4 separate regions of the Homo sapiens genome follow, and regions 1, 2 and 4 are each linked to region 3. A link is a loop called in an ENCODE intact Hi-C map of the cell type or tissue named here. Cell type or tissue: mammary epithelial cell. All regions are shown on one strand.

Region 1 (8,000 bases), 210 kb before region 3:
TTCAAGCGATTCTCATGTCTCAGCCTCCTGAGTAGCTGGGACTACAGGTGCCCACCACCACGCCCAGCTAATTTTTGTATTTTCGGTAGAGACAGGATTTCACCGTGTTGGTCAGGTTGGTCTCGAACTCCCGACCTCAAGTGATCCACCCACCACAGCCTCCCAAAGTGCTGGGATTACAGGCATGAGCCACCTCACCCTACTGCAAATTCTACTTTCTTGCAGAAACACCCTCCCAGTCACACTTGGAAATCATGTCATGCCGCTATCTGGGCACCCCTTAGCCCAGTCAGGCTGACACATAAACTGAATCATCACAGCTGCCTCTGAGGATCAGCTGGGGACCTTAAAAAATTCCAGGGCTCAGCTGTACCCCACAGGTGCTGGCTTTGTACCTCAGGGGGTACATGTAACTGAGGGGGCCTGGGCCTGGGCTGAAGCCTGTTTTTCTGGCTGGGCCGCTGGTGAGACCCCCTGGCTGAAATTGCATGTGCCAGGCTGGGTACAGGTGCTTGATTTACCTGCCCCCACTTCATCTACACAAGCAAGGACACTGCCAGAAAGGTTCCCATTTTACAGATGAGGAAATTGAGCCTCATGCGGTTTCACCATGTACTCAAGGCCACAGGGATGGGGAGCATTGGTGCAGGGACTTGAACCTCGTCAGCAACTCCAAAGCCTGCACTGCCACCTACTCCACCCTGCTTGAGGTCTCGCTCATCACTGAGATACCAGCAGCAGCTCGGTCTCAGCTCAGATACCTGTGGAGGGTTGGGGGACACAGAATTTCTGATGGTGGCAGAGGAAAGCCCTCAAACACTCCTACCCTTGGCAACCTGGCCCGGGCAAATTCTCCTGAAGATCTTTGGCTGGCCCTGGTAAGGCCTGGAAGACACCAGAGTGAGCACACATAGGGAGAGGCTGAAAGTTAGGGCCATGGGCATGGAGAACTGAATGGAATTCAGGCTTTAAGAATCTGGAACTGTATCCAAGAATGACTCCATCCATCAGTCCATCCATCCATCCAACATACATGCACAGAGAGCTCATGGGCCAGAGCCTGCACCCAGCTCCCACAGAACAGGTGAAAATAAAACACAGTCGTTGCCTGTGGGTGAGTCTATTGGAGAGGGAGAACTGAAATAAGAATTGCAAGGCTGGGCGCTGTGACTCACGCCTCTTGTCTTAGTGCTTTGGGAGGCTGAGGCAGGAGGACTGTTTGAGCCTAGAAGTTTGAGATCAGCCTGCACAAGTGAGACCTTCTCGCAATGAAAAAATTAATAAATTAACCAGGAGCGGCAGCATGTGCCTGTGGTCCCAGCTCTCTGGGAGGCTGAGGAAGGAGGATCGTCTGAGTCCAGGAGGTTGAAGCTGCAGTAAACTATGACCGCCCCACTGCTCTCCAGCCTTGGTGACAGAGCTTGACCCTGTCTCCAAAAAAAAAAAAAAAAGAATTCCACAGTTCGCAACACACTGTGATATGTGTGTGTCATAGTGGCATCTCTGATCTGGGATGACATTTAGGGGTACAAGGACTCAGACTTAAATACCCTAGTCCCAGAGTGAGCTGGTTCTTTTCTTCTGTCAGCATTTTTTTTTTTTTTTTTTTTGAGACAGGGTCTCACTCTGTTGCCCAAGCTGGTGTGCAATGGTGCAATCTCAGCTCACTGCAACCTCCACCTCCTGGGTTCAAGCGATTTTCCTGTTTCAGCCTCCTGAGTAGCTGGGACCACAGGCCTGGTTAATTTTTGTATTTTTAGTAGAGACGGGGTTTCACCGTGTTGGCCAGGCTGGTGTCGAACTCCTGACTTCAAGTGATCTGCCCACCTTAGCCTCCCAAAGTGCTGGGGTTATAGGCATGAGCCACCATGCCCGGCGTTTTAGCTCTTCTGATCCTATCACTGAGAAAATCTTGGTTAGGCGCCAATAGGCCTCCCCTATTAATGGCACAGGCAAGGCTGGGCCCAGAGCCTGTGGCAGGTGCTAGGACCTGGCTAAAAATTTAATGATATGGATTTGCTTGTGCTGCATTTGTTTTTATATCTTTAATTTCTGGCAAGGGTAATGGGTTGAATGGTGAGCCCTTCTAAAAAGGTGTCCATGTCCTGAATCTGGTCCCTGTGAATGTGACGTTATTTGGAAATAGGGTTTTTGCAGAGGAAATGAAGGATCTTGAGTTAAGACCACCGTCGATCAGGGCGGGCCCTAAATCCAATGACTGCTGTCCTTTCAAGAGAAAGGAGAGGGGGATTTGACACAGACACGGGGAAGAAGGTGCTGTGGGGAGAGGCAGGGACTGGAGTGATTCACTCATGGGGCGAGGAACGCCAAGTGCCGGAGCCACCGGAGCTGGGAGAGAGGCAGGAGGCAGCTTCTCCCTCTAAGCCTCCAGGAGGAGCAGCCCTGCTGGCAACTTGATTTTAGACTGGCCTGCAGAACTGTGGGAGAGTAAATATCTACTGTTTTAAGCTGCCCTGTTTGTGATCATTTGTCATGGCGGCCCTAGGAAATGAATGCTGCAGTGGTGCTGGTTTTCTGTTTCCAGCGAAAAGTCTTCCTCTTAAAAAAATTGAATTTAAAGGGCAAACCAAGAGTCAAGGAAGCAAAGCCAGGTGTGGTGGCACTTGCCTGTAGGCCCAGCTACTCAGGAGACTGAGTTGGGAGGTTTGCTTGAGTCTGGGAGATGTAGGCTGCAGCGAGCTGGGACCACACCAGTGCACTCCGGCCTGAGCAACATAGCAAGACCCCGTCTCAAAAAAAAAAAAAAAAAAAAAAGGGCAAGGAAGCGTCAGTGGAGGTGACAGGCAGGCGGCAGGCATGTGTTCAGGGGGCACGTGCTGCCCTCTGGGAGGAAGTCAGACTGAGCCAGGCAGTGTCAGGACTGCAGGGACCTGCAGAGCAGGCTGGGCCCCAAGGCAGGCGCACGGCCTGGGAGCCCAGGTGGCTGGTCTCTAAGTGGGGCAGGTAGACCCAGGGCTGGAGCAGGGCCAGCAGCCCCGGGGCCTGTGGAGGGAAGGGAAGCTTCACACTGCCCATCGGGCAGCCTTAAGTGAATCCCCAGGAAGCCCCTTCACCCCATGGGTGATTCAGAACCAACTTTCCTTTGGAGAAAAGCTCTTTAGACGTTAAGGGTTTTTTCCCAACGCCATGAAGTGCCACAGAGCAGTAGGACGTGGGGGAAGGGGGTTTCCAGCAGCTGGCTGGCCGGCAATCGGTCTTCCCCTAGAGGTCACCCGCAGGCAGGTCACTACCACCTGCCCTTGCTGGCCCCGCCCTCCGGCTAGAGTCAGGACGCTCTGGGCCTGTTGGGCATAATCACTGGACCCTGCGAGGCTTCGCTTCATGGCTACCGAGGGGAACCCTCCCGAGGCCCTGGGGAAAACACTGACAGCAGCCGGTATACGCAGGCCACTTCCAACCGCAGAGCAGGGGATATACAGACATGCTCTGGGGGCACCAGAGAAGTGGCCCCAGCCTCTCAACCAGCCCCAGGCGACCCCTGGGTTTGAACCTGGGCTGGGAATGCAAGGAGGGAGGAGCTGTCACCCAGCGGGTCTCAGACATGTAAATGCCCACGAGGCCTGAGACCCGGGTGAGGCGGGGGCATGGGAGGGCAGCTCTGCCCTGGGCAGTGGCTTCCTCCTTCTGTTGGCATAACCCCAACCCTTGGCATGCGGTGGGGGAAGGGGGTCCCTTGTTCATTCTTTCTCGACTCAACTTGGTTATCCTCTCAAGACCCAGAAGTTCCCTGCCATTTCTGGGTAGGGTTTAAGCTGGATGGTGAGATTTTGAGAACCTGTGATCCTGTTTCCAGGGATTTCAGGGTTTCACGCTGGTGGACGTTGGTGTTTCCGAGTCATGTCCACCCCCGCACTTCACCTCTGTCCTCGGTGGGGAGCCTTCCTGCTTCCCTCGGCCCAGCCTGGCAACAATGACGCTGCTCGCTACGCTTGTCCTGCGAGGTAGGGCTTGGCTGTCCAAATCCACAGATGCAGAGCCTGAGGCTTGGATGGGCAGCCACCTGCCCAACAGGGAAAAGATGCAGAATGTGGACCACGCTCCCTGTACCCGGCAGGGGTAGGGCGGGGACATTTCCTGATGGTGCCAACTGCCCCTTAGCAGTTATTCCCGGGTTGTATGAGCCCCGACAACCTCTTAGGAACCTGGGGATGGGAGGGAACCTGGTGCGGGGAGGAGGGAGAGGGAGGGGCTCCAGCCACCACACCCCTGCCAAGCAGCTGCGCCGGGATGAGGGGTCATTGGCTGGGAACCTTCCCCTGTGCCAGGCCACGGCCTCCTGCCACAGCCCCCAGGAGCAGCACGCTACATTCTTGGTAACTTTTTTTCTCTTTTATTGCCAAGTTTAAATTTACAAGGAAGTTCCAGTTTTCATTTCCACCCTCGTGTTCAGTACCCACGAAGCATGAGTCATGCTGGCGAAAGCAGGTACTTCCCTAGAGCGGTCCCGAGGCTCAGAGGCATCGAGGTTTTCTAACCCTCGGTTCTCACTGGGACAAAAATTATTTACATATTTTTAGCTCAAGGAAACATAAGGAACTCGTACAGTGTAGGCCCAATGTCAAGATGACTACATTAAATGCTTCAGATTTATTTATTGCATCTAGACAAGAAGATCAAAATCAGTTCACCCCACGCCTTTTTAAAAAACGGTGCATCTCAGAGACCTTAGAGGAATCTAGCGCGTCTGGCAGGGCTGCGCTTCTTCACCTGCCCCTTAGGTTGCTTGTGAACGCAAGTGTCTGGGTTGTGGGAGGCTGCCAAGGCTCCGGGAGAGGGACTGGGCTGGGACAGCGGCAGAGGAGGGGCTGCTCACGGAGGCCCCTCCTCCCAATCCCACGCGATGGTGAAGGCTGGCCCTTCCTGCCTGGGGGAGCGCCTCAGCTGGCCCCATCTGACCTGCTGGGACAGGTACCTTGCACGTCCAGAAAGGGACGAGCACACCTCCACAACAATATTCAAAGCCAAGGTTTGGGAGTTCCTGCGGCCAGCCCTGCTCCCTGACTTGGCAAACCCAGCCGGAGGTGCACAGGGGAAGGGTGGACCAGGGCCTGGGCCATAACTCTAAGTGCTCTCTGCAGGGACTTGGGGGGCGGGCCGGATGGGTCTGTGGGGGCTGACCTCAGACCTCTGAGGCTATGACCTGAGTGTCAGAAGCCACAGCCCCCACTGTGGGCCTTCCCACACTCCTGGCTCTTCCTCTGGATGCCAGGGGCCCAGCGTGTCCTGTCTGGACTGGCCTGTCTGGGAGCGCCCCAGCTATGAGGTTTGACGGGAGCTCCTGAAGACATAGCTGTGCCCACTGCCGCTGAGACCTGGGTGAGGTGGGGTCCTTTGAAGCCAAAATGGCTGGTGGCCTCCAATGGGCTGGCTCCCAGACCTCCTTACATAAGCAAAGCTTCTGGGAGCCCTGGTTATAGGAAATCCTCACCCCACACACCTGGAGGTGTCCCCCAGACGCAAGTTGCCAGCCCCAGCTGAAAGAGGCCCCTGAGAGTGACCCTGCAAGCCCACATGGGGACTGCCCTTTTCTTGGCCAGGGATGCAGGGTAGAAGCCCTGCCCTGAGCAGTGTCTTTTATCCTCCGCTGGTCCTCCCAGTCACCTTTAATCCTCTGCTGGTCCTCCCGGGCATGCTGTCCAGCCCTGACCAAGACCTCTCTCCTTCAGTGCTCAGTGGTTACAAGACCAGTTGGAGCCCAGAGACTTCTGACAGCAGGCTGGTGGCCCACCCGTGTGGCATGGAGTGAGCTGCAGGCTGTTCCTCCTGGTCACGCCTTGGGGTGGGGCAGCCACTTGCCTTCTCTAGTTTCTGCTGCCCCACAGACAGAGTCATTTCAAAACCAGAAGTGCATGTCTCAGGGGCTAGCCATCTCCAGCCAGGGCCAGCTTGATCCTCTCTACCCCTCTTGCTCTTAAAAAATTAAGCAACACACAGGCTGCCTGCTGGGTGTGGCGTGTCCCGTCTCCTGATGCTGTGGTCCTTCTCTCCATGATGGTCTTCCCCCCGCTCCACCCTGCCTTCCTTCTCTTCCAGGGATTCTGCAGATGGCCACGGTGGTCGTGGTTTGTCCTTCCTTTGGGTTTCTGCCCATGTGGCCCCCTTTCTGAGCTGTGCGTTTTCTCTATGGAAGCAAAGGTCCTTGTACCTGCAGCCATGAAGGCTGGGTGGGCACAGCTACCCAGAGGGCTTCTAAGGACTGAGGCCTGTCCCCATGGGCGCCACTCCCCCTCCTTGGCAGGACTGTGTTTCCTTCATGAGGTTGAAAACTGCCCTCGGCAGGCCTTGCCGGGACAGCTGGCTGGGCCGAGGAGACAGAGACCATGTTCTTCTAAAATGCAGGTGGCAAAAGATCTCAGCGCGGCTCCCGAGACTACCCTATGGCCAGGCTCCGGCGGATACCTAATGCCCCTGGTGGGCACATCTGCTGGCAGGTCTGGAGGAAAGTTGTGGAAGGTCTCACCAGTGACCAGAGAGGTGAGGGGCCGCTGGCCCTGGTGGACTTGGGGAGGGTGGATCACGGCCTGGGCTGTGAGTGCTGTGTCTGGCTCCCGAGCTGGCCGAGTAGAAAGGAACATCTTGGGGGCTGTGTCTGATGCATCTGGGTCCTTGCTTGTACACACCCAGTCCGAATGGGGAAGGGAACCATGGGGTTTCCATATTCAGATCAGCAGCAGTAGCAGAGGGAGAGTGACAGACTCAGAGCTCTGGGGACACCATGCCCTTGCAGCTGGAGGGGAACTGGCTCTGGGCCATCTCTCGGCACATGTGGGCACACACAGTCGAGGGCAGGTGACGTAGAGGGTGTCTTCCTTTGATTTCCATCATGGCCACAGGGTCGGGAGTCTTCACGGTCCCAACTGGTTCCTTCTTAGAGATGGTAACACTGAAGAAGGTGCTGGAAGCTGTCTCTGTTTGGTTTTGGTGAAGAGAAATGAGGAAGCGTCCTGAGTGGGGAGCTGGCTACATTCCTCCTTTTCCTGGAGAAATCTTTCCATGATGGGAGGCCTCTCGGCTGCTATAGCAGAAAACCATTCAGCCCTCTCAGCTCTGTGTGTACCTGAGAATACATGTATCTCCCTTGTTTTTGTTTAAAAAATAATCCAAACTTTCCAGGAAGGTACTTCATTATTCCACAGGCTTGCAGAGTTAGTGAGTAACAAAGAATCACTTAAATAAATGGAAAAAGCCACACTAAGAACTCTGAAACAAAATATCAGGAAAGGTCCAGTGAAAATGATCATGAAATCTTAACTGTTATTATTACACTTTTCACATGACATCAAACCTTAGTGTTGATGTTTTTGGACTTCTTTTAAATAGAAGTTTTAAAAATAAATGTTCACCTGCTGCCAAAAGCGGAAATAAATATCCAAAGGAGATGTTTATCTAAGTCTGCTTTTCTACAAATTTCTACGTACAGTGACCTGGTCCAATTCTTCTGTGCACACTGGGGCTGGTGACAGAGGAGCCATATGACAGAGGAAGAAAGAGGTGCCGGTGGGTCCTGCCACCCGGGGCTCAGAGACACGGAGCCCAGGCAGCTCCCTGAGTGGCCGGTGCAGTCATCTGCATTCGCCGCGGTGTCTCCGCTGGTCCCAGCCTGCACGTGAAGAGATGCAAAGTGAAAAAGGAATTCAAGGACAACGTGGGGCTTCTTCCCATTCAAGGGAGCGCAGGGATAGGTGGTTGAGATGGCTGCTGGGGGCCGCACAGAATGGTGGGTGCTCCCAGTGTGTCTTGCCAGTCAGCGGCACTGGGGTCCCTACCAGCGGGGCCACACACACAAAGGGAGGCCCCGGCACTGACTCAGTCCTCAGCGGTGCCCACAGGCTCAGCACATGCAGCCTCTTCGCCCACGGGCTCTGTGCAGGCGGCAGCCGGCGTGGACAGCGGGGGCATGCCGGTGAGGCTGCGGAGGCTGTGGGGGTCAACTGGGGGGACAAGGGTCAGCGATTCGACGCTCAGCGTGTCAGCCGTGT
Region 2 (8,000 bases), 160 kb before region 3:
GCTGCTTCTAGGATAAAATTCGAACCATGGGGCAAGCTCACAAAGCGCTTTGCTATCGGGCCCTGCTGAGCTTCCCAGCTCTCTGTTCATCCCTACCCTGCAGCCACACCTTTGCATGTGCCAAGCCAGAAGCACCACAGAGCCCACTAGCTGGCAAGACTTGCTCACAGTCCCTCCCCCTGACCCCAGGCTTCTCTGTAAGCCCTGTGCAGTGTTTATTTGATTCATCAAGGGCCTTAGTAAACGCTTGCTCAGCCAACCTTCCTTTTCCTGACCCTCGTCAACATGTTTGTCATGTCACTTCCTTGGAATTGTAAAAGTTCCTTTAAAAAATGCCAATTCTTTCCCTACCCCAATTCTTCTCCACCAGGCGGTCCCGTACCCTGGCCCCCAGGAGCTGCCGTGCTTTGAAGAGGCCATCAGCAGCATGAAGGAAACGGCCACGTGGAAAATCAAATGGCTTCTGCCTGTCTCTGAGGCACCATTATTGCTGCATCTCTGCCTTTTGATTCAGTTGGTTTTTCCCATTCTTAGTGGGTCCTCACGAACTAACTCTCCTTCCCACCAACTGTGCACTCGGCAATACTGCTTATTTGCATTTCCCTTTTTTTTGAGAGGGAGTCTCGCTCTGTTACCCAGGCTGGAGTGCAGTGGTGCGACCTTGGTTCACTGCAACCTCCACCTGCCAGGTCCAAGCAATTCTCCTGCCTCAGCCTCCTGAGTAGCTGGGACTACAGGCACACACCACCACGCCCGGCTACTTTTTGTATTTTTAGTAGAGATGGGATTTCACCATGTTGGCATTTCACTTTTTTTTTTTTTTTTTTTTTTTTAGATGGAGTCTCGCTCTGTCACCCAGCTAGTCTGGAACTCCTGACCTCAGGTGATCCACTCGCCTCGGCCTCCCAAAGTGCTGGGATTAAAGGTGTGAGCCACCACGCCCAGCTGGCATTTCATTTTCTTGGATCCCAAAGGCACTCTAATTCTTGGGAAGTGGTTCCCAAACCTTGTTCCAGGGGATTGTCTTTGAGCTAGTCAGAGAGATTTTAAGGCAAAAATCAAATCAAGATGGACTTTTATCAACTTACATACAGAATTAAGGGCTAGGAATTTTTCGTTTCTCGGTTTTCTGCCATAAAGGGGCCTTCACACCTTGGCATCTCCTATCACTTGTCTGTTAATGAGAACTTGCGGTTGATAAAACAAATGATTCAGAAGCAAAGAAAAAAAACACCAACAGAAAAGGCTTAGGATGTTTCCTTGGGTGATTTTATGGACTTTTCCTTTAGATACAGACTTGAGACACAGATGCAAGTCATGCTCTCTGATGACTTCTGTACTCTTGGTTCACACGATGGAGTAGAATACAGCAAGAATATGTGGGGTTCCCAAAGCTCACCTGATTTCCAGGTGTTCTGCCTCTGAATATGCTTCAGAACGGAGGGCATGGCGGTTCACGGAGTGGAAACCAGGGAGCCCTGGCTGGCCACTTGTGAGCTGGTAACACTGGGCACTGAGGAATGACACTAGCTTCCCAGAGCTGTTGTGAGGCTCCGGGGGACTGCCTGGCTCAGATGGGCGCAGTGCCAATGATGGCAGTCAGCACCCCAGGGGACAGGATGTGTGCTGGGCTGGAGGCCCAATTTGTGCTCTTCTCCAGCCCTGGCTCAGCCTCTGAGAGCTGTGGGGCCTCAGGCAGATTACAGGATCTCTTCTGTGTGAGGAGGAAAATTCTGCCTGCTCTATTACACCCCGGTGTTTTACCAACGCCCAGGGAAAGTCTTTGTGAAAGAGCAACTCTGTGCCACTGCAGCATGTCTTTGTAATTGACAGCAGAAGGACTACTGCATTCGTAATTTTGTTCGTGCTAATTGATTAATGTGTAGAAAAGGAACCTATTTTCTGGGGTCCCAAGGCTCAGCCCTTAACTAACAACAACAACAACAACAACAACAACAAAATGGCAAGAGCAGTTAACCTTTGCTGCACGTTTTATATGGGTCAGGCATTGTTCTGGGCACTTAGGTGAATGAACTCATTTTATGTCACAAGAGCCTAATGAGGTGACACTTGTATCCCATTTTTTGTTTTTCGGTTGTGGTACACATAACAGAATCTACCATCTGAGCCATTAGTAAGAGTACAGTTCAGTTCTTAAGTCCACTCACATTGTCGAGCATCATCCCTGTTTCTTATATGAATAAACTGAGATCCAACAAGGTGAACCAAATGGGTCAAGGCCACCTAACAATTTTCCCGTGGAGGTGGAAGGCTGGGACTTGGGCCCATACTCTTTGGCTTGTGCTGGGTGCTTTCATTCTGCTGCTTCTCACCTGGGCAAATACTCTGCTGCTGGGAAAAGAAACCCCATTGTGAATGAACAGGAAAAACAATGAAAAAAAGGATGCTGGGATTGATCATGGACACCCTGGGGTGGGAAGATTTGGTAAGTTCGATCTTTTCTTGGTGTCTTCCAGTCTTTTCTGTTATGCACTAGATGTGCTTGACTAGGAGGCTGGAGGATGAGGCTGGAGAGCTCTATCCTACGTGTGGGGCCAGGCCCGTGCTGGTGAGCACACGGGGTGTGTGGCCAAGCCACCCGCTCTGCCACTGACACTGGCCTGTGCTGTGCTGCCGGCATGGCTGCCCTGCTGCGGGCCCACCCGAGCCTACAGAACATTCTAAGGCATGGCCCAGGTCAAATGGCAGATTGCATATGGGGTTTGTTCTCTCCCCCCACCTACTGCACGGGCTTCTCTATTAGCAACCAGGGAGTGTTCCCTGCCATCTGACACACTCTTATGACCAGAAGGCTCCCGGGCATACAGTCGCTTTGGCAGTATGAGTTAGGTAATGACCCCAAAGAGTGAAGCAACACTCAGTTCTTTGGAACTCTCTTCTTCCCCTCCCTCCACCTCCCAGAAAAGCATCTGGGCAAGATGGCTGGCCCTGCCTACTGTGTCCATATTTAGCGAGAGAGGGCTCCCCATGACAAGTGCTACTGTGTCTATTGGGAAAGTGTCTTTGGGGGGCATGTTGTGAGTGGGGAAACCTTGCAGGCCCGGATCCGGGAACGCGGTTCCTTCTCTGGCTGTGTGAGCCCAGCTCCAGATTCCCTGAGGCTCTCTCTCTCCACAGCTGCTCTGGAGCCCTGAAAAGAGGCTTGGCAAACAGGAGACCCCTTGGACTCAGCTCAGGGCTGATTTTTGAGTAGGATCTGTTCCCCACACCCCTGCCCCACCACTTGAAGGCTGATCTCTTAGAGGCAATTGCCAGAAAGCTTTGAAAGGGGCTCAAATCCTGCTGCTTTTGTTCAGGCAGGATTTTGAAGTCATCCTTCTGCTTTTTGTTCATGCACACCAGGGACAAACCTGTGCAGGAACGAGCCCTGCACCGCTAGCCTGGTTTGGAAGTGGTGGTCTCAGGACGGAGCATCTTTCTGGATTGCTGCTTTGCAGGTTTGTCCTTGAAACACTGGAAGTGGGTCTTGGGGCACGAGGATGTGGGCCTATGCCAGGGTGGATGACGGAAGAGGGGAGTAGGGAACATTCTGTCTAGACCAGGGGCATCCCTTGAGGCCCCTCTCTAAGGAGGGCCTATCCTACTGATCTCTGACATTCTGAGACAGGCAGAGCTGCCATGCGAAGTAGCTCAGTCATTGCAGGTTGAGCAATCCAAATCTGAAAATCCAAAATCCAAAACTTTTTGAGTGTCGACATGACACTCAAAGGAAACACACATCGGAGCATTTCAGATTTCGGATTTTTAGATTAGTGAAGCTAAACCAGTAAGTAAGTATAATGCAAATATTCCAAAATTCCCCCAAATCCAAAATTCAAAACACTCATGGTCCCAAGCATCTTGGATAAGGAATATTCAACCTGCACCAATGCCAGCCTTGAAGCAAATGGGATTTAGAGGCAGGAAGGGGAGGTACAGATCTCAGCCTATCTCATGTGAGCTCTGCAGTCTTGCTTTGAGCCTCAGTTTCCTATCTGTGAGGCAGAGCAAGTGATACCAGCTTCCAGGGTGGTCGGGAGGATAGAATTTGTGCATATAAAGTGCCCAACATGGTTAATTCTTCCAAATTATAGCTCACACTTCCAGAAATAGATACAAATTTTTCTGTCTAAAATATGCTTAGAGTTGGAGCCGACAACGTAGTTTTGCCTGGTACCAGTGAGGCCTTAGGTGGCTGCTGTTAGGCCCTTCTTTCAAAAAAAAAAAAAAAAAAAAAATCAGAAAAGGGGAATTCACATTAGCTATGAATTAAAAGTTGGTTCAGCATGGTGGTGGGACTCAGGGTCTGACGCTGGAGGGAGGGTATCTGGTGTGACCTTGGGTAGGCCACTTTCTGACCTGCTGAAAGGGAAAATGGTAACATCTTCCTTCTGAGGGCTATTGGGAAGCTCGAACAAGAATAATGCATAAAGTGCTTAGCAGCTCAATAAATTTTGCTTTATAAAAGGCCTGAGGGTAGGAATCAAATTTCCATAACTCACGGACCCGCCTCACTAACCTGCTGGCCCAAGTCTCTAAGCAGTGAGCTGAAGGCTGGGAAAGGGTTAAGACCGGGCTGGAGAAGCTGGAGGAAGCCCCAGGTCCTTCTTCCTGTGTGACTCCAGAAAGGGTATTTTTTGCCTTGGGGAGCTACAAGGAGAGAACTGGCTCCAGTTTTATAATCAGAAACAAGAAAAATAAGAGGACTAAAAAATTAGTTCCTGGAAAATGCCACCATGAGATGACATTAGCACCTAGGACGTTATTCTCAGGGGAGGTCTGAACTGATGTCTATGAATGAAACATCAATTTTCTTTTTGCCTTTTTGGATGGCGGTCAGAGGCTTTGCGGTCAGCTCAGCTGGCTCATAGCACACTGTCATTTCTGCATTCTTCCTAAGTTACTCAGCTGCCAAGGGCTGCCTCTGGAACCGGCGAGGCTTTTCCACGGAACTATTAAGTGCTCTGGGTCACGTGACTGACCCTGCCGGTTTAGGTGCCTTTGATAAAGATAACACCGGTGAAAAGCAAGGCATGGCCCAGATACTCAGGAGAGTCAAAAAAAAAATTTTTTTTTTTTTTTGAGACAGAGTCTCACTCTGTCACCCAGGCTAGAGTGCAATGGCAAGATCTCAGCTCACTGCAACCTCCACCTCCCGGGTTCAAGTGATTCTCCTGCCTCAGCCTCCCGAGTAGCTGGGACTACAGGTGCCCGCCACCACACTGGGATAATTTTTGTACTTTTAGTAGAGACGAGGTTTCGCCATGTCGGCCAGGCTGGTCTCGAACTCCTGACCTCAGGTGATACAGGGGAGTTAAATATCTACCACAAGACAGCTGGAGCCCCAAACCCAGTAGGAAGCTGGGACAGGAAGTGAATAAAGTCCAGCTTAGCCCTTAAGGGATGAAGTCCAACTTGCCAGCTCACACCCAAACCACCACCAACTGGCACAGGGTACCAGACCTGAATAAGACAGAAATACCCTGGCCTTAGGGGTTTACAGTCTGTTGGGAAAACAAGACTGAACAATTCCTCCAGCCCCATCCTCTGTCCCCCAGCCTCCCATCCACCAATGCATCCATCCGCCCACACATCGGTATTCACTGAGCAACTACTTCATAGGCATCCATGAGCACTGTCAAGGACAAGACAAACGAGGTTCCCCACAACCCTGTACCCACCCCCTGGCCAAGTGCCTTCCATTCTAGTGCAGGATAGTGTCAGAGAACAAGGAATACAAGAGGCAATTTCAGCTAAAGCTAAGGACTATGAAGACCATGGGAAAACGGTCTGGCAATTCCTCAGAAAGTTAGATTGTCACATGACCTACTTTTTACTCCTAGGTATATACCAGAAATAACTGAAAACAAAACAGGCGTTCAAACAAAAGCTTGTGCACGAATGTTCGCAGCAACCCATTCAACAATAGCCAAAAGGCAGACACAGCCCAAATGTGCATTGATGGATGAAGGTGGAAGCAAAACAACGTCTATCCATATAATGCATATTATTCAGCTAAAAGAAGGATAGATGCACCTTGAAAACATGATGCAAACTGAAAGAAGCCAGGCATGAAAGGCCATGGATTGTATGATTGATATGAAATACCCAGACTACGTAAATCTATAGAGACAGAAAGCAGATTAGTGGATGCCAGGGGCTGGATGGGGGCGGGGGCGGGGGGGGTGGGTGGGCGATGACTACTTAATGGCTATGGGGTTTTCTTTTGAGGGGATGGAAATGTTTTGGAACTAGAGGAGAGGATGATGGCACAATCTTGGGAAGGTTCTAAATGCCACTGAATTGTTCACTTTCAAGTGGTTAGTTTTATGTTGTGTTAAATTTCACCTCAATTAAAAACAAGCTGCCGTGCAGAGAACTAGGGTGACCTGGGCACTCAGGGAAGGCCCCTTTTTGAGGTATCGGAGCAGAGCCCTGAGTGCTGAGAAGGAACCAGCCATGCAGAGGGCTCCAGGCGGAGGGAAGCACGAAAACAGAGGCCCTGAAATGGGACGCACTTGGCCCTGGTGAGGCACAGCCAGCCAGCCAGTGCGGCTGAAGGGCTGGATTGTGTCATCTGCAGAGAGCCGAGGGGAGAGAGGGCTGGGAGCTGATCCCAGAAGAGGGCAGGGGCCAGACTGCATGGGACCATGGGCCACAGAGAGGGGCTGGTGACAGGAGGGGCTGGTGGGTTTTAAGGAGAGAGCAGCAGAAGAGGCAGAGAAGTCCCTGTCCCGGAGTTAACAGGCTGGTGGGGAGCGGTTGATGGTAAACCAGGTGGGAACAGGTCACTTTTTTGTCATGTCACTAAGCCCTCATCTGCAAGGGCCAGGAGATGTCAACCTGCCTGGCTGCTCCTCTGAGCTGTGTGCTCTGCCAGCCCTTCCCACACCCACCAACCCACCAGGGTAACACCTGTAAGCAGCTCTGGTTCCCTGCGGCCTCCTGAAGCAGCCTCTGGGCCAGTAGGAGCCCAGAGTGAGGAGCAAGGCTGTTCTGGGAGGCCGTAGCCCCTGACACCCCTGGGTCATTTCTGGGGAACAGCTTCTGCTCTGGGGTCTGCTGGTCCACTTGGAGTTTATGGAAAGGGTGGCCTTGCAGGCGAGTTTTGGACACCCTGCCCATCATGACAGATTCTATCTCTAGAAGCAGCTGTTGCCATGGGCCAGGTCCATGAGGCACTAACCACAGCAACATGGCACTCAAAGCCACAGAGTGCTCAGGCTAGAGTCTAGGCCTGGCCATGCCTGCCCACCCCCACATACTGGCCGCCACTGACCCCCCTCCTTGGCCAGGCGCACGCACAATCCCTCGTGAAGCTGAACATTCTGTGAGGGTGAGAGCCATCAACATAAAACCAGCCAATAAATAGAACTTGTGATTTTTTTTTTCTGAGCCAAATGGAAGAAGAAAAATACACCAAAGTGGCTAGTCACCTATTAGCCCTGATTTATACACTACTTTAATATCTCATCCAAGGAAATGAAAGGCATATTTTCATCAAATACAATCGTTTATAGCTTCTAAAGGGGAGACAAACTGCTCTATGACAATTACCTGGGCCCGCAGATAAAATCGGAAGATGTGTCCTAATAAAACACCCTTGTCTGGCAGCCACCCCGAGGCAGCAGCCAGAGTTGTTTTCTTCCTTGTGAATTATTATCTAGGCAGAAGCAAGGACTCCATGCGCTGTGCGGCCTATGGGGAGGGGCACCATTGTGGAGGGTGGGAAGTGGTCACGCCCCAGCACCCACGGGCCCTTGATGGCAATGGTGACATGTCACAGTATCAGAGGCCAACCTGGGCCAGGTTTCTGATGACCGAATCTCCCTCCACTGCCCGGCTCCCCGTGTCACTACTCTGTGGCTTCTGTAAAACTCTGAGTAGGAGGAGGGTGGTGAAATTCAGTTGATATGCAACCAACCTAAATCTGTCACCTGGGTACATGGTCCTTGGACACACATCTTGCTCGCTTGGTGACAGAAATTTAGCCGAGGGAT
Region 3 (8,000 bases):
TTTGGGACTTATAACCCTAATGTCTGTTTTTTCTACATTTTTACCTCTCCTAGTAGTAGTCACATCTAAAATATAGATGTCACATTTCTATCCGTCTAACTGTATATACTTGAAAAAAAAAAAGTAAAAACAAGATCAATTCTGCTTCTTTTACATAATTCTGGATAATTATTCCTTTTATTTATTTATTATTATTTTTTGAGATAGGGTCTTGTTTTGTTACCTAGGCTGGAGTGCTGTGGCATGAGCACAGCTCATTACAGCCTCAACCTCCCAGGTTCAAGGGATCCTCCCACCTCAGCCTCCAAAGCATCTCAGATTACAGGCACCTGCTACAATGCCCAACTATTTTTAAAAATTTTTCATAGAGGGTGGAGGGGTCTCACCATGTTGCCCACGCTGGTCTCAAACTCCTGGACTCAAGTGATCCTTCTGCCTCGGCCTCCCAAAGTGGTAGGATTACAGGCATGAACCACTATGCCCAGCCAATTATTTCTTATACTTCAACAAGATATTTCAGCTGGGTGCAGTGGCTCATGTCTGTAATCCCAGCACTTTGGGAGGCCAAGGCAGGCAGATTGCTTTAGGTCAGGAGTTCGAGACCAGCCTGGCCAACATGGTGAAACCCGTCTCTACTAAAAATATTAAAAAAAAAATTAGCCAGGGGTGGTGGCATGCACCTGTAGTCCCAGCTATTCAGGAGGCCGAGGCACAAGAATCACTTGAATCTGGGAGATTGGGTTGCAGTGAGCCAAGATTGCACTATTGCACTCCAGCCTGGGTGACAGAGCAAGACTCCATCTCAAAAAAGAAAAGAAAAAAGATATTTGGTAAATATTTACAGCAAATACATGTTGTAAAGCCTAACAGTATAATGAATGTCTATGAACCCACCGTGCGCCTGAGACCTAGAACATTTATGCACAATGTTTTGCACTTTTCTCCCACTTAATAAGATACTTTGGAACATTTTCTCTAATGGTATATTTAAAGTGCCTCACTTTTTAATACTTTGGTTTAAAAAATATCAAAGTAATATATGCAGCTAGGTTTAAAACTCAAATAGCATTGATAAGCTGATAATGAAAAAGAGCAGCTCCTGGCCCAGACTCGCCTCCTCCACTGTTTTTTTCTTTTCTTTGAGACAGTGTCTTGCTCTGTCACCCAGGCTGGAGTGCAGTGGTGCGATCTCAGCTCACTGCAACCTCCACCTCCTAGGTTCAAGCAATTCTCTTGCCTTGACCTCCCTGGTAGCTGGGATTACAGGGGTGCACTACCATGTCTGGCTAATTTTTGTATTTTTAGTAGAGATGGGGCCAGGCTGGTCTTCAACTCCTGGCCTCAAGTGATCTGCCCGCCTCAGCCTCCCAAAGTGCTGGGATTACAGGTGTGAGCCACCGCACCCAGCCCTCCTCTACTTCTCCTCACTGTCCAGAGGCAGTTACTTGTTTCTGCAGATAGTTCCTCCCATATTTCTAGAAAATCTGCATGGACTCCTATTTTGCAATTGAGCCATTTTAGGTATTATCTATTGACCTCCTGTTATGACAGAACTCTTCCATTCTCTCTGCCCCTTCCCCACAAGTAGTTATCAGTAATTGGGGTTGATGTCATAACATTCCCTGTGGAGCCAAATAGAGGACTATGATTTCATTTCCTTGCTTGTATAACTTTGTTCTTTCTATAGTTAAGTGTCTCATTATGTCTCGCATCCATGACTGTTTAAATCCATAAGGCTTCTAGCTTTCCCAATTGCTCCAATGGGTCTGCCCTGGTCCCTTTAGCATCCTGACCCCATCTAGGTGCACCTCTCACTAGGCCTGGGCAAAGCTGTCACCCTGGAGCAGTGGTTCTCAAGTGAGGGTGAATTTGCCTTAAAGGGGACATTTGGCAATGTCTGGGGACATTTTTGGTTGGTACGACTGGGGAGGGGTGCTACTGGCATCTAGCAGGTAGAGAGGCTGGCGATGTTGCTAAAAATCCTACAACGCACAGGACAGCCCCCCCAACAATGGTGCCCAGTTCAAGAGGTCAATAGAGCCAAGGGAAAGAAATCCTGCTCTGGAACTTCTAATCATCCCTTTGAGGACAAAACCACCATCCTAATCTGTTTTTTAAAAGAGATTTATTGAAGTATAATTCACATTCCATAACATTCAATTATTTAAAGTACACAATGTAATGGTTTTTGGTAGAGTCACATAGTTGCCTGACCATGATCACAGTCAATTTTAGAACACTGTTATCCCCCCTGCAAAAAAAAGCACCTTATGGCTGGGTACAGTGGCTCACACCTGTAATCCTAGCACTTCTGGGAGGCCCAGGTGGGTGGATCATGAGGTCAGGAGTTCAAGACTAGCCTAGCCAACACGGTGAAACCCTGTCTCTACTAAAAATACAAAAATTAGCCAGGCGTGGTGGTGCATGCCTGTAATCCCAGCTACTCCAGAGGCTGAGGCAGAAGAATCACTTGAATCCAGGAGGCAGAGGTGCAGTGAGCCAAGATTGCACCACTGCACTCCAGCCTGGGAGACAGAGCAAGACTCTGTCTCAAAAAAAAAAAAAAAAAAAAAAAAAAAAAAGCAAGCAGCCCCTTACTTGGCCGGATGTATGGCTCATACCTGTAATCCTAGCACTTTGGGAGGCCGAGACAGGAGGATTGCTTGAGCCCAGGAATGCAAGATTGGCCTGGGCAACATGACGAAACCCCATCTCTACTAAAAATCAAAAAAATTAGCTGGGCATGGTGGCACAGGCCTGGTGGTCTTAGCTACCTGGGAGGCTGAGGCAGGAGGAATGCTTAAACCTAGGAGGTCAAGGCTGCAGTGAGCCATGATCACCCCACTGCTCTCCAGCCTGGGTGACAGAGCAATACTCTGTCTCAAAAAAGAAAAAAAAGCCCTATACTCATTAGCAGTTGCTTCCTATGTCCCCACACAACATCCTAGCCCTAGGAAACCACGAATCTACTTTCTGCCCCTATAGATTCACCTATTCTGGGCATTTCACTAGGCATAATGCTTTTGAGGTTCATCTACGCCACACCAAGTGTCAGCACTTCATTCCTTTTTATCGCCAAACACTATTCCATCGTACAGACAGACTACATTTTGTTAATGCATTCATCAGCTGACAGAGCCCCTTGACCTTCTCACCAGCTGCGTAGCAGCCCCATCTATGGCTGTACTGAATTGATTTACCCCGCCTGCTCTGGGAGGCGTCTGAGTTGTTTCCAGCATTTCATTATTACAAATAGGTGAGCAGGACCTTTTACAGTACGGAAGTCCATGCTCTGCCTACACAGAGGTAGGGAAGTGCGGTTCTTGTGTTTATTTTTCCTTGATGAAAACAGAATTCTCCCCTAACCACCCTGTCTATCTACTGAGTGGCCCTGGGGGTGTCACTTACTCCTCATCAGTCTGCACGCAGTCATCGAGTTCGATCACATGGCTCCCAATGAACCAGACCAAATTGGAGAAGTAAGGAACAGCAGTTTTATCTCGGATGTAGTGCAGCATGGCCTGGTTATCCACTGAGAAAATTCACAGAAGAAAAAAAAAGTCAAGCTACCAAAAATAACTTGGGGAAGATTAAAAAAAAAACAAAAACAAAGCAAAACCCAAAAACCACAATGAAAAAGCCCTCTGCTATAATCTGAAATTGTCTGTCTTTCCTGGAAATACTTAAAAATGTTTATCTTATTCATAAAACTATAGTCATCAAGGCAGTTCTTATGATATTTTATACTTAAAAATAAATTAGTTGGGCTAAACATTAATGGTGCATGGGAGAGCCTACTTATCAGTAGCAGACTGAGCTAGACTACACTGAGAATTACACCATTCTCAAGCAAGGTATTTACATATAAGGGTAGATTAAGAAAGCAGAAAACCAGAGGTTAATAACTTACATGACACTGGAATAAGGAACACAGGAATCGTCATTGAAGGAAAAGCAAAAAACAGACAACAGTTAACAGGGTTAGGACCTGGGAAGGTGAGAGAGCTGCTCAGAGGGAGAGAGACTAGGGTGGGAGGCATCTGCACAGAGAGATAAGGTTAGAAGGAGACAGGAGAAAACAGAGCAGGAGGCAGCAGAACCAACTGTGGCTTGGACCAGGGTCACAATCTTACAAGCCTGCCACGTTGGCTAGTTGCCAGAGGTCCAGCGTGTGACCTGGGAGCACGGGCCTTGACCCCAAAGGGGCAGCTGCTTCTGTGCCAGCTGACCCCCCCAACTGCAGGACTGTGGGCCTTGACTAGCCAAATCTACATCTTCAAGGTGCAAATCCAGATTATCATGGAAGATCTCCCAATTTTTAAATACTGGCAACTACACATTTTTTCAAAAACTAAGCCAGTTAAAACATGTCTGATGGCTGGATATGGCCCACAGGTCCTCAGTTTGCGACCCCTGGGTGGGTCCAGTTGGGCTCTTAGAAAGGTTCTTAAATTTAATGTAAGCCCAGTGCTAGGCTGGAGTGAGTCCCTGAGAAGCCCCCACCCTCATTAGGGAGTAATAACATTTTGGCTCATGAAAGTCAAAGCCCTTTCATCCCTGAGAAAATAGTCCCATCTCCACTGTGGTGACTCCGGGGAAAATAACCCAGGAATTAGGCAGAGAACTTCCAAGCATCGCCTTGGAAGGGCAATTCCAGTTCAGGAAACTTGTGGCCAGGCAGCCTTTGTGTCAGTGCAGCGGAGAGTGGGGGAATGGCTTTTTCCCTGGGGCAATGTTTTGGGCATTAAGAACATCTTGAGGGAAAGGAGGAATTGTTAGTGCTGGGCTTTGCAGCCTGTTGGGAATACAACATTGCCCCCTGCTGTTCACAATGTGACATGCTTTTATATATTACTTAAAAGTCAAATTACCCCTTAGCTGTATTAAAGTATATTTCACAAGCCAAGACACAAAAATTTAAATGACACATTAAAAAGACAACTTTGCTTTCTCAAATTCTAAAACATAGCCACTCTGAATCCCACACGTGCCTCTCAGGACATCCTACTTCTATGTAGCAGCATGAGCAAGACTTCGACATGCCTGGAGAAGGCAAGGATTTCCATGAGCGGCCAGCTAAATGCTAGGGGATTCCAAGTTTTTCATGAGAGAAGCTGCCACGGCTCATCATCAATGTGCTCCCTCGTGACAATCGGAGAACTGTACGCACACACACGGGAGTGAGTGCTTGCTGCCAAGTCAGAAATCAGCCGAGACACAAGCCCATGAGGACACTTACCTTTATAGACATTCAAAGTTATGGTTCTTACAGCAATTCTAACCATGCTTTCAGGGTGGTTGAAAAACTTGATGGCTTCTGTGTACAGGGCAAAGTCATTGGTGTGCTAAAACAAAAGAAATAACGAAAACAAATTATAAGCCCATAAGCCAGGCCTGGCCCCACCCCAACTCTCTGAATTCCATCAGAGACTTCAGAAAAAGACAAAAAAAAAAAAAAAAATGTTGCCAATGTGAACCGTAAGTCAGTGGTTCATTCCCAATGGGGCATGTAGAAAGGGACAGGAAGGCAAAGCCATGGAAGAAACAGAAGAGTCCAAGTCCGTGTGGTGGTGCACACCCATAGTACCAGCTACTTGGGAGAGGCTGAGGTGGGAGGTTGGCTTGAGCCCAGGAGTTGGAGGCTGCAGTGAGATGTGATCGTGCCACTGCACGCCAGGCTGGGCAACAGAGCAAGACCCTGTCTCAAAACAAGAAAAAAGAAAAAAGAGCAGTAGTAGTGGTAGTAGTAGTAATCACTGATTGATTGGCTGGGAGTGGTGGCTCATGCCCAGAATCCCAGCACTTTGGGAGGCCAAGGAGGGGGGATTGCTTGAGGTCAGGAGTTTTGAGACCAGCCTGGGCAATGTGACGAGACCTCATCTCTACTTTGAAAATTATAATTAAAAAGAAAATGAGTCCAGATAATGTCAGACCTGGGTTCATTACCCATTCTACCACTTCTAACCTGTGCAATGCAGTATTTCTAAACCTCTGTTTCTACATCTATAACATGGGGATAATAACATCTACTTTATGGTTTCCAGATTAAATGAGATCATTTCTGGTCTTGTGCTTATCCCAGCACCTGACACCTAAGAAGTACTCAGTGGGATGCAGGGAAACATGAGGGGAAGGCTGGTGAGAACCTTCTGAGAAAGTTTTCTTTGGAAGTTAAAAAGGGACACAAGAAGGGAAGTGATCTCATCAGGCATTTTGGCAGTGGCAGCCAACCTGTGACCATGAGGGGTTGAACCTGAGGATGGATGCCAGCTGTATAGTCAGCAGAGCAGCAAGATGGGAAAGCCTGGGTCCTCGCTGATACTGTTGAACCACAGGATGAACCAGCCCCAGCACGACCAGTGCCTGGACCTTTTGGTGTGGGTGATACATTGACCCTATTGTTCAAACCCCTTTTAGGTGTGAGGACAGGAGCAATTTATTTATTTAAGTTGTTCATTTTAATAATTCTCCCAAAGAATGTCAGGGACATTATCTTATCAACAATAGCAACGTCTATGCTTTTAGGGAGCTATGTACATACTGGCACTTTGAAGACATCATCTCATTTAATTTAACCCCTAATAACCCTACAAGATGTATATTCTTATCCCCATTTCTCAGATGAGGAAACTGAGGTTCAGAAAGGGACTGGGACTTCCTTAAGGTGACACAGCAGGGAAGTGACAAAACCAGCCCTGACTGGAGTTCCTGTTTTTCCCACAGGGCAACACTTCCCCAAGACAACATCTGGGCATGTCTCCTCTCTACCAAGTATAAAGCTCTCAGAACAAACTGAATTTTACATTAACAATGGAAAGGCTGGCCAGGTGCTGTGGCTCATGCCTGTAATCCTAACACTTTGGGAGGCCAAGGTAGGAGGATCGCTTGTGCCCCGGAAGTTCAAGGCCAACCTGGGAAACATAGTAAGACCCTGTCTCTACAAAGAATTACATTTTTTTAATAGAAAGGTAACTTATTTAATTAAAAAAATTTTTTAAACATGCCAAAGTCAAAAGTGTTGCCATGAAAATCATAACAAGCATATAAGAGCTTTGTAAACAGACACAAGACCATCCAGATATAAGGCGCTGCCGTAAAAAAAAAAAAAAAAAGCCACGTGTGGCTTTACACCCACACGTGCCCCTCTGGCAATTACTTACCTCATTATAAAAGAAATGGACAGTGTGGTTGTTGAGTTTTAACGAAAGTGTTTTCAGGAACGATATATAATAGGCCATAATCTCCTCATCAGAAAAGTCAAATTTATGAACGATGATAGAATTTACGTAGTTATTTGAGAGCAAATAATCTAGAGGGAGAAAAAAACAAAACAGGTTAACTCATGCTGGAGGAAAGATAAGCCAGGTAACAAGCAGATGACCACGTTAATGTACTTGAATCAGGTAAGCCTCTGGGTTGCTGGGATTAAACACACTAACTGGGAAGAGCTTAACTTTTAACCAGCAAAGAGATCATCTTCAATGTACAGTCACCAGGAAGTTCAAAGGCATCACCAGAGAACAGCCCTTCCCCGCCCTCCCACACCAAATAAAAAAAAGACACTCCAACATTTTCTTTTCATTGATGGCAAAGTGCAACAAAGAGCTGGGAGTAGGGGGAGATTAGCTGGTGTGTGGGCATTTTCACAAACCACCCATGAATGAGGGTAAAAAGCTGCCCCCTTCTGCCATCACAAATCACATCATCAACTCTGAAGGCCACAGTAGGGTTTTTTTCCTCCTTATATAGCAACATGATTGCATAAAGGTCCCTTCCTGCTGAATCCCTACTACATGCCGGCCACTAGGCTGAGTGCTTTACATGACCATTAACCATCACATGATCCTGCTCATTCTTCCCATTTTGCAGATGAGCAAAAACATCTCGGAGATGTTAACTTACCCGTGCACAGAGACAGTCACAGAGAAGGGATTCAAACTTAGGTCTGATGTCAGAGTTTGTCATGCATTATGGGGGCCCAACAATGAAAACTGGGTGAT
Region 4 (8,000 bases), 230 kb before region 3:
GGGATGTCTGAGCTAGTGTCAAGGATGGACAGGTTTGGCCACCAACGTGAAAGGTCACATCCCAGGAAAGCAGCCAGCTGGGGCAAAGGCAGGGTGACCAATGTTTCTCTGCAGGCGTGGGAAGGACAAGCCACGTGGTTGAGGGATCACCCACTGCCTCCCCCACAGACCCCTGACTCCACCTCTCAGAGCCCTGAGCCTCCAGTCATGGGCACAGCCATTCTCTCTCTCACTCCAGGTCTTCAGACCCCTAGCAATGGGGATGCCCCCTTTCCTGGCATCACAGGAAAAAGTGGTGGCACATACCTGGTGGTATGGACCCTGTCCTTCTCCATGGGCCCCTGCTCTTCCTCCTCAGCATCATCGTTGCCAACATTGTAATTTGTAACTGTTTTCTGGTCATTTTTCTATGCAAATAATTTTTGAATGAACAAAATGGGGTTATGGTTTCCAAACTCTTACAACTTGCTTTTTCCTCTAAGGATACACATACCATGAGCATTTTCCCAGGGAAGCAATACTCCAAATCACCATTTTATTTTATTTATTTTATTTTGAGATGGAGTCTCATTCTGTCGCCCAGGCTGGAGTGCAGTGGTGGCTCACTGCAACCTCTGTCTCCCGGGTTCAAGCGATCCTCCTGCCTCAGCCTCCTCAGTAGCTGGGATTACAGGCATGTACCACCACGCCTGTTTTTTTTTTTTTTTGAGATGGGGTCTTGCTCTGTCGCCCAGGCTGGAGTGCAGTGGTGCAGTCTCAGCTCACTGCAAGCTCTACCTCCCGAGTTCACGCCATTCTCCTGCCTCAGCCTCCCCAGTAGCTGGGACCACAGGTGCCTGCCACCACGCTGGGCTAATTTTTTGTATTTTTAGTAGAGATGGGGTTTCACCGTGTTAGCCAGGATGGTCTCAATCTCCTGACCTTGTGGTCCGCCCACCTCAGCATCCCAAAGTTCTGGGATTACAGGCGTGAGCCACCGCGCCCGGCCTATGCCCGCCTAATTTTTGTGTGTTTAGCAGAGACAGGGTTTCACCATGTTGGCCATGCTGGTCTTGAAATCCTGACCTCAGATGATCTGCCTGCCTTAGCCTCCCAAAGTGCTGGGATTACAGGTGTGAGCCACCTCGCCTGGCCTCCAAATCACTATTTTAATGGCCCCATGGCATAGATGGACTGTCATGAATTTAACCAAGTCTGTAATCTCAGCAAACATTTCTTCAGGAGGGTAAGATGTGTGCAGCCAAGAGTACAAGGGTCCAGAGTCCTTCGGTTTGGTTTCTGACTCCACTTTTTTGTGTTTAAAGAGATGGGGGTCTCACTATGTTGCCCAGGCTGACCTCGAACTCCTGGGCTCAACTGATCCTCCTGCCTTGGCCTCTGGAGTAGGTGACTCTACTTCTTAGAGCTGTGTGACTCTGGACAAGTTACTCAACCTCTCTGTTTTTCCTTGGTTTCCTGAAAGATGAGAAACAGAGGAGCCCCTGCAGATGCCTAGTCATGAGACTCCCTTGAGCTCTTGGGTGTGTGGTGCTTAATGAAGCGCAGCGCCCTGGAGACAGACAGGAGGTGCCACGTGGATGGGGTAAGGGGTATTGTTGCTCTTTGTTGTTGCTATTTGGGCCAGGTATTGATTTTACAGTCTGGAGAGTGAAGGGCTCATGCCAAGTGGCATGAATGTTCAGAGTGACCACGACGGTTCAGTGAGACCTTGGTGCCTCTTCCCCTCCCTGGCCCCTTCCACGGAAAGCATCTGAGTCCCTTGCAGGGGGCAGGTCTCCAAATTCCCAGAAACATCTGGGGCTGGTTGGCCTCACAGGCCAATTACACCAGTGTCCCAGGAGTCTAGAAAGACGTTCTAGAAAGACACTCTCTGGGGAGAAAACCATACTGAAGTCTGCCCAAAATGCCACCATCACCCACCCCCTCCCTCTGGGTTCAGCACTGCCCTCTCCCTGGGTTCCCCTTTGCATGTTAAATTAATGCCCCAGAGAGGCTCTGCAGACGGCCCCAGTGACGGCCACCACTGGAGAGACTCCCTGGATGGATGGACAGATGGATGCAGCCCCAACTCCCCCACTCCCACGGGGCCCCAGCCAGAAGGCAAGAAAGCCCCTACCCAGCCTCTAACTGCTCAAAATCCCCAGCACCAAATTCCCCCAGCCTGGGGATCGCCAGGAGGGAGCCCTGCGTCCCCAGTGTTGGCCCCACCTCCCTTCCCCCAGGGGGCAGGTGCAGCCTAGCTCTGCTCTAGTGTCCCCTGGGCACTTCTGTTCCCAGACCAGGAGCCTCCCTCAGCCCCAAGCCTGGGCACCCCAAGGCTCTCCCAGGCTTGGGTGGCAGCATCCCTGGCTCTCCTTTGCAGGCTGCTCAGCCTCTCTGAGCCGTGATTTTCTGCAAAATAGGAATAATGGGACTATTAGATCGAATGACACATGAGATTGCCATTTTTGTGGGTCAAGATCAGACAGGCAATCAGCAATTTCTTATGGTTTCAGCAGACGGCTGCCTTCGGTAGGGAGCTGAGGACTAAATGAAGAAACAAACGAGCAGCCCTGGGCACAGAATTTGGCCCAACAAACTTTTCATTGTCATTCCTATTACTTATTGTGGTGGATGGGGCTATCCCTCTCCCACTTCAAGGATCAGCAAGCCCTGCCACTCGGACGAGGCTCCCTCTGAGGCCAGGAAGGGGCCAGGGGGCCCTTCCTGAGTCCTGCCCACAGCCCCTGACTCGCCAGGCTGGACACTCCTTGCTGAGTCTTTTAACTGTCATTTCCCCCAAAAAGCCCTTAATCACCCTCTGCCGGGCCAGGGGGAGGAACCGGGAGCTGCAGGAGCTGCAGGCTGGCCTGCAGGAAGATGACTCAGGGGAATCCTTCGATCCCCTTGGCACGATGTGGGGGAGTGATTAAGGGGGGCGTCACAGGTGTGCGCCATGTGTCCGTCACCTGGCCGCTGAACTTTTTCTGAGCTGGAGCTGCTGGAAGCTGACTCAGGGGGTGGGCCTCTCCTGCCCTCCTTCCCCTCCCCAGGGCCAGGTCCCCTCTCTGTGGTGCTGGGAGGCAGGCCCTGAGCATTTCATTCATTGATTCATTTCTTTCATTTGTCCATTCATTGTTATCAGATCGATCAGTGGCTCACTTGTGTGACTCATCTGTGGGTCCGGCCCTTCATTCATTAGTAATAAACTCCATGACCATTCGCCCAGCCTGTCCTCTGGGCCAGCTGCCTTGTCAAGTGGGTTTTCTCATTCAGTCCTCTCAGTGCCCTGGAGGAAGAGCTATTATTACCCCCATTACATGGAGAGGAAAACTGAGGCATGGGAAAACTCAGTAACGCCCTGTGGAGTCCGGATTCAAATCCAGACCTGCTGCTGTCTCTAGAAAAAAAAGTCACCGTCCCCCAAAGCTGTGCCTCCCCTTCTGTGTTCCTGTAGCCACGTGGCCAGGTAAAAGTTACCCAGGCCAGCCTCACCCCACGAGAGCAGGGACCTCAGCTCACCACCTGGGTCCAGCACAGGCTTCCTCCCCTTGACCCTGGGAGAGTCGAGTGTCTCTTTAGGCTAAGTAAGAGCCCCCAAACCTGAGTTCCATCCCCTGTGGAAAGCCAAGCCTTCCCCTGCAGATCTCTAATTTCCAAGGACTCACATCCTCACAGCCTCTCCAGCCCCAGTCTCCCAAATGTACGGAACTGGACCGGATTTCCTATAGTCCCACCTCTGCACATGGGCTCCCTCTGCTCCTCAATCCCGTGGACCCCAGCAGAAATGTCAGTTCTTCCCTGTATCCCTCAAAACAAAACTCATGCTCCCATGAGGCATTTGTGAGAAGCGGTGGTGACTGAGGATTTGGGGGTGTAAACGGGAAGGGGGTTTTGCAGCCACAGAGCTGCGATTTCATATTGACATCAGATCTATAAGCCACTCCAGCACAGACCACCCAGATGGACCTGCTGTGCCTGATGCTCTGTCTGTGGATTCTCCCGTGTGGTGGATTTTTCTGGTGGTTTCTAAGCTTTATTGTGAGCTCATCTTCAGCGGGGAGATTTGCTGCGTGTGCCTGTGCACGTTTGGGCTCCCACACCCCTCAGGACGAGACGTTTCCCAAAAGGGATGCGTTGAGTTTGAGTAATACTCCAGGGATTTCACCAGCTGGGGACCTGCATTCACACTGAATTCCCGGCATGAGATTCCAGCAACCCAGAGTAGAATCAACCCAGACCTCAGTCTCCCCTGCCCTGCCCCACCCCCACACTCCCAGGCTCAGACTTTCAATTTCTTAGACTTCCCGCTATCCAATCTCGGGCTGTTCCTAGGCTGGGCAGAGGGTGATGTACCTTCCCATGGGATGGGGGAAGCCCTTCAGGGTCCTGCCTTCATACTGGGGTTTCTGTTCCTGCTCCCACGAAAGTCATGACCAGGGATCAAGGCCAGTCTGAGTCCCTTTCCCCTTCCCCACCCCACCCTTCCACCTTGAGTTCCATTTTTATTAGTGACCCCTGAATTTGCTTTTCTTTGAGCTTTTTATTTTTCACTTTTTTTATTTTTGAGACAGAGTCTCGCTCTGTCACCCAGGTTGGAGTGCAGTGGCGTGATCTCGGCTCACTGCAATCTCCGCCTCCTAGGCTCAAAGGGATTCTTGTACTTCAGCCTCTCGAGTAGCTGGGATTACAGATGTGCACCACTGTGCCTGGCTAATTTTTTGTATTTTTAGTAGAGATGGGGTTTTGCCATGATGGCCAGGCTGGTTTTGAACTCCTGACCTCAGGTGATCCGCCTGCCTCAGCCTCCCAAAGTGCCGGGATTACAGGCGTGAGCCACTGTGCCTGGTCTCTTTTGAGCTTTTTAAAAACATTTGTGGCCGGGAGTGGTGGCTCACGCCTGTAATCCCGGCACTTTGGGAGGCCAAGGCAGGTGGATCATGAGGTCAGGAGTTCAAGACCAGCCTGGCCAAGATGGTGAAACCCTGTCTCTATTAAAAATACACACATTTGCCGGGTGTGGTGGCACGTACCTGTAATCCCAGCTACTCGGGAGGCTCAGGCAGAGAAATGCTTAAACCTGGGAGGCGGAGATTGTGGTGAAGCAAGATTGGTGACAAAGTGAGACTCCATCTCAAAAATAAAATAAAATAAAATAAATAAATAAATAAATAAATTGCAATTATTTATTTAATTTTTAGAGACAGGGTCTTGCTCTGTTGTCCAGGCTGGAGTACAGTGGCACAATCACAGCTCACTGCAGCCTCAACCTCCTGGGCTCAAGTGACCCTTCTGCTTCAGCCTCCTGAGTAGCTGGGACCACAGGTGCGTGCCACCATGCCTGGCTAATTTTTTTGTTTTTTTGGATAGAGATGGGGTCTCGTTATGTTGCCCAGGCTCTTCTTAAACTCCTGGAATTGAGCCATCCTCCCAACTTGGTCTCCCAAAGTGCTGGGATTACAGGCATGAGGCACCAGACCCAGTGGGGGCTTATCAATAGATATTTTAAAATCAGTTTCATTGATCCTGTATTAACTAGCTCCCTGGAAACCTCACCATGGCTTCCCACTGCCCTCAGGATCAAAACCTGGCTCCTTGGAGCCCTAGAGGCCCCACACATGACTTCATCATTTCACTTGCTTAATGCCAGGAAGGAAGCATTACTGTGTCCGAGGTGTGGATGAGGAAACTGAGGCATGGAGAAGGTGGTGATGTCGAGGAGGGGCAGAGGAGCCCTGTCTGATGCAGGGTGGCGCGGGGGGAAAGGAGACTCAGAATCCAGGCCTCCTGCTCAGTCCATCCCCCTGGGTGCCAGTCCCCAAGCTGTCTGCTGTAGCCGAGGGGGTTGGGACACACAGGAGCCACTGCCTGAGTCTGCCTAACCACTCCCTCCCTTCCCCAGAAGCAGACACGTGGTGAGACACACCCGGTCACTGGCACCTGTGAATGGCAAGTCAATACTGGGTGTGGCCCTTCCTTCTAGGAATAAGCTCCCTAGAGGTTCCCTTCACAGAAGTGGGCAGGGTCCTGCTCGTCACAGTCTGTCCCCCGGCCAGACAAAGGGCTCCATGCCTGGCCTCAGCACTCCCTAAGCCCACAGGGGACCCTGTCGTGGAGCTCCTCTGTATGCCCAGGCTGTGCAGGCATCCAGGTTTTGGCAGTGAGGATGGAGGGTCAGCGATTGAGAGCCTGAGCTGTGAGGTCAGGGGGACCTGAGTCCTAAGCATCTCTGGGATCTCGGGCAGTTTGCTTTCTCTCTCTGACCCTCGGTTTCACCATCTGTACAATTAAGCCAATGATAGCACCCACTTCATGGGGCACAGTGGGAGAGACAGAAACTGTAGGAAAAGCACTTGGTCCCTCTCCTCTCCTTTTTCCCCTCCCCTTCCCTCCCCTCCCCTTTCCTTTTTCCTTCCCTCCCTCCTTCGTTCCTTCCCTCCCTTCCCTTCCTCCCTTCCTCCCTTCCTCCCTTCCTTCTTTCCTTCCTTCCTTCTTTCCTTTTTTAAAAAAAGACAGGGTCGTGCTCTGTTGCCCAGGCTGGAGTGTAGCAGTGCGATCACAACTCACTGCAGCCTCTAACTCCTGGGCTTAAGCAATCCTCCCACCTCAGCCTGTTCAGTAGCTGAGAATACAGGCACACGCCACCCTGCCTGGCGAATTTTGGTACTTTTTGTGGAGATGGGGGTTTTGCCCAGGCTGGTCTCAAACTTCTGGACTCAAGCGATCTGCCTGCCTTGGCATATTCTTACGCTAACCTGCCTGGGTCTTGGGTTCTTTGTGAAATGGGGGAACAACAGAGCCTGCTCCTAGGGTCGGAGGGCAGAAGGAGCTGATGGGTGGGAAATGCATGGAGCAGGGCCCACTGGCGTGGGGCTGTGCAGGGCAGCTTGTTTCTCTTCTCTCCCGACGCCCATTCCTGCTGATGGCCGGGACCCTCCTCTTGTCACTTAAAGGTCTCTATGCTCTCGCATAGTCTCTTTCTGGGCTCACTCTTTTGATTCAGGACTCCTGTTTTTGTTTTCTTCCCACCCCATCCCTTTCCCTAGGGGTGGCGTCCTAATGGGAGAGGGGTCTTCTGAGCCTCTGGTTGGCTCTGGGGCTGTGCCTGGCCTTGGGTGTCCTGGAGTGGAATCTGTCTGGCTGTGGCTGGTCCCACTGTGGCATTCATTCTGGGCAGCATGGTTCTCGGGTTTGGGGCCTTCTGGAGTGTGGGAGACATTGCTAGATCCCCCAAGGTGTTCAGTTCTCTCCTCCTGGGCGTGTGCCCCCTTGCAGGTCAGTGGGGTCCTGGGCCTTGCTTCACGGAGTGAAATGTGAGCAGAAGCAACCTGTGTCTTCCTGGGCTGTCATTTCAGAGCTGGTGGCTCTCTCCAGGCTCCTTCCACTGTGGGAAGCCCTGAAACCTCATGTTGAGGCGGCAGCATTGTAAGAGCGTGAGGCCTCCATCAGCCTGGGAACCTGAGTGACTATAATGGGCTCGGTCCCTGCCACCCCATGCGGGACACGTGGTGGGTCCAGAACCACAGCCCGGCTGTGCTGAGCCACTGTGAGTTGAGGCTTGACTCTGCAGCACAACCTAGGCTGCCCTAACCAAGACACACAGACACCTAGGCCTCTCGCTGGTTCTGGGATTCCCAGGACCTGGGTGCAGGGGGACTTCCGGCCTTTTCTACGCACCTCTTATAGGCAGTGGGTACTGGGTGGGCACAGTCTCAGGCCCACTCTTAGCCTGTGTGTTCACGGGTCGCTCCCAGTCCCAACAAGAAGCAGCTCACAGGCTCGTCTGATTTCCACTGCACCTGCCCACTCCCATCCTCTGTGGGCTTTCACAGCCCACACACTCAGGGTCCAGCCAGGGCTGCTGTCTTCCTTTCTTCACCTCCCCAGAACGGGCACTTCCCACACTCCCTACCTGGTATTAAAATGATCTTTGGCCAAGCGCGGTGGCTCACACCTGTAATATCAGCAATTTGGGAGGCTGAGATGGGTGGATCACCCGCGGTCAGGAGTTCGAGACCGGC

The links. Hi-C counts contacts between places; a loop is a spot of excess contacts. Peaks named below come from ENCODE experiments on the same cell type or tissue, not always from the same donor. Only the 100,000 strongest peaks of a DNase experiment are listed, where the experiment ranks them.
Region 1: a loop joins it to region 3, with 4 times the contacts of the local background. A loop is called at or near these places in 3 of 110 quality-filtered maps.
Region 2: it touches region 3 in a loop (5-fold over the local background); 9 of 110 quality-filtered maps call a loop at or near these places.
Region 4: a loop joins it to region 3, with 8 times the contacts of the local background. A loop is called at or near these places in 3 of 110 quality-filtered maps.

The regions. Positions count from the first base shown.
Region 1 is chr16:11,178,518-11,186,517 of GRCh38, reverse strand. It overlaps CLEC16A (C-type lectin domain containing 16A), which reads right to left. Exons shown (of 24, transcript NM_015226.3): 24 at 4,332-8,000. The coding sequence ends at 7,828. Among named protein-coding and RNA genes, the nearest start is that of SOCS1, 74 kb to the left of the region's middle. RefSeq lists enhancers at 3,027-3,156, 3,122-4,008, 4,009-4,894, 5,651-5,810. In mammary epithelial cell, no CTCF peak of the experiment used is centred here; a DNase peak (open chromatin) is centred at 4,877; H3K27ac peaks cover 477 bases.
Region 2 is chr16:11,130,421-11,138,420 of GRCh38, reverse strand. All of the region lies in intron 22 of CLEC16A (C-type lectin domain containing 16A), which reads right to left. LOC105371081 (a long non-coding RNA gene) reads left to right here and starts at 3,371. Exons shown (of 2, transcript XR_001752081.2): 1 at 3,371-3,458. In mammary epithelial cell, no CTCF peak of the experiment used is centred here; DNase peaks (open chromatin) are centred at 2,820 and 4,910; H3K27ac peaks cover 565 bases.
Region 3 is chr16:10,968,470-10,976,469 of GRCh38, reverse strand. CLEC16A (C-type lectin domain containing 16A) reads right to left here. Exons shown (of 24, transcript NM_015226.3): 4 at 7,161-7,309; 5 at 5,240-5,345; 6 at 3,911-3,916; 7 at 3,409-3,532. Among named protein-coding and RNA genes, the nearest start is that of CLEC16A, 28 kb to the right of the region's middle. RefSeq lists silencers at 4,143-4,320, 4,644-4,938. In mammary epithelial cell, a CTCF peak has its summit at 4,807 (motif pointing left); a DNase peak (open chromatin) is centred at 4,739.
Region 4 is chr16:11,196,938-11,204,937 of GRCh38, reverse strand. No RefSeq gene overlaps it. Among named protein-coding and RNA genes, the nearest start is that of SOCS1, 55 kb to the left of the region's middle. RefSeq lists enhancers at 1,573-1,652, 1,686-2,482, 2,475-3,674, 5,442-5,942, 6,979-7,487 and 1 more. In mammary epithelial cell, no CTCF peak of the experiment used is centred here; DNase peaks (open chromatin) are centred at 3,097 and 5,887; H3K27ac peaks cover 1,913 bases.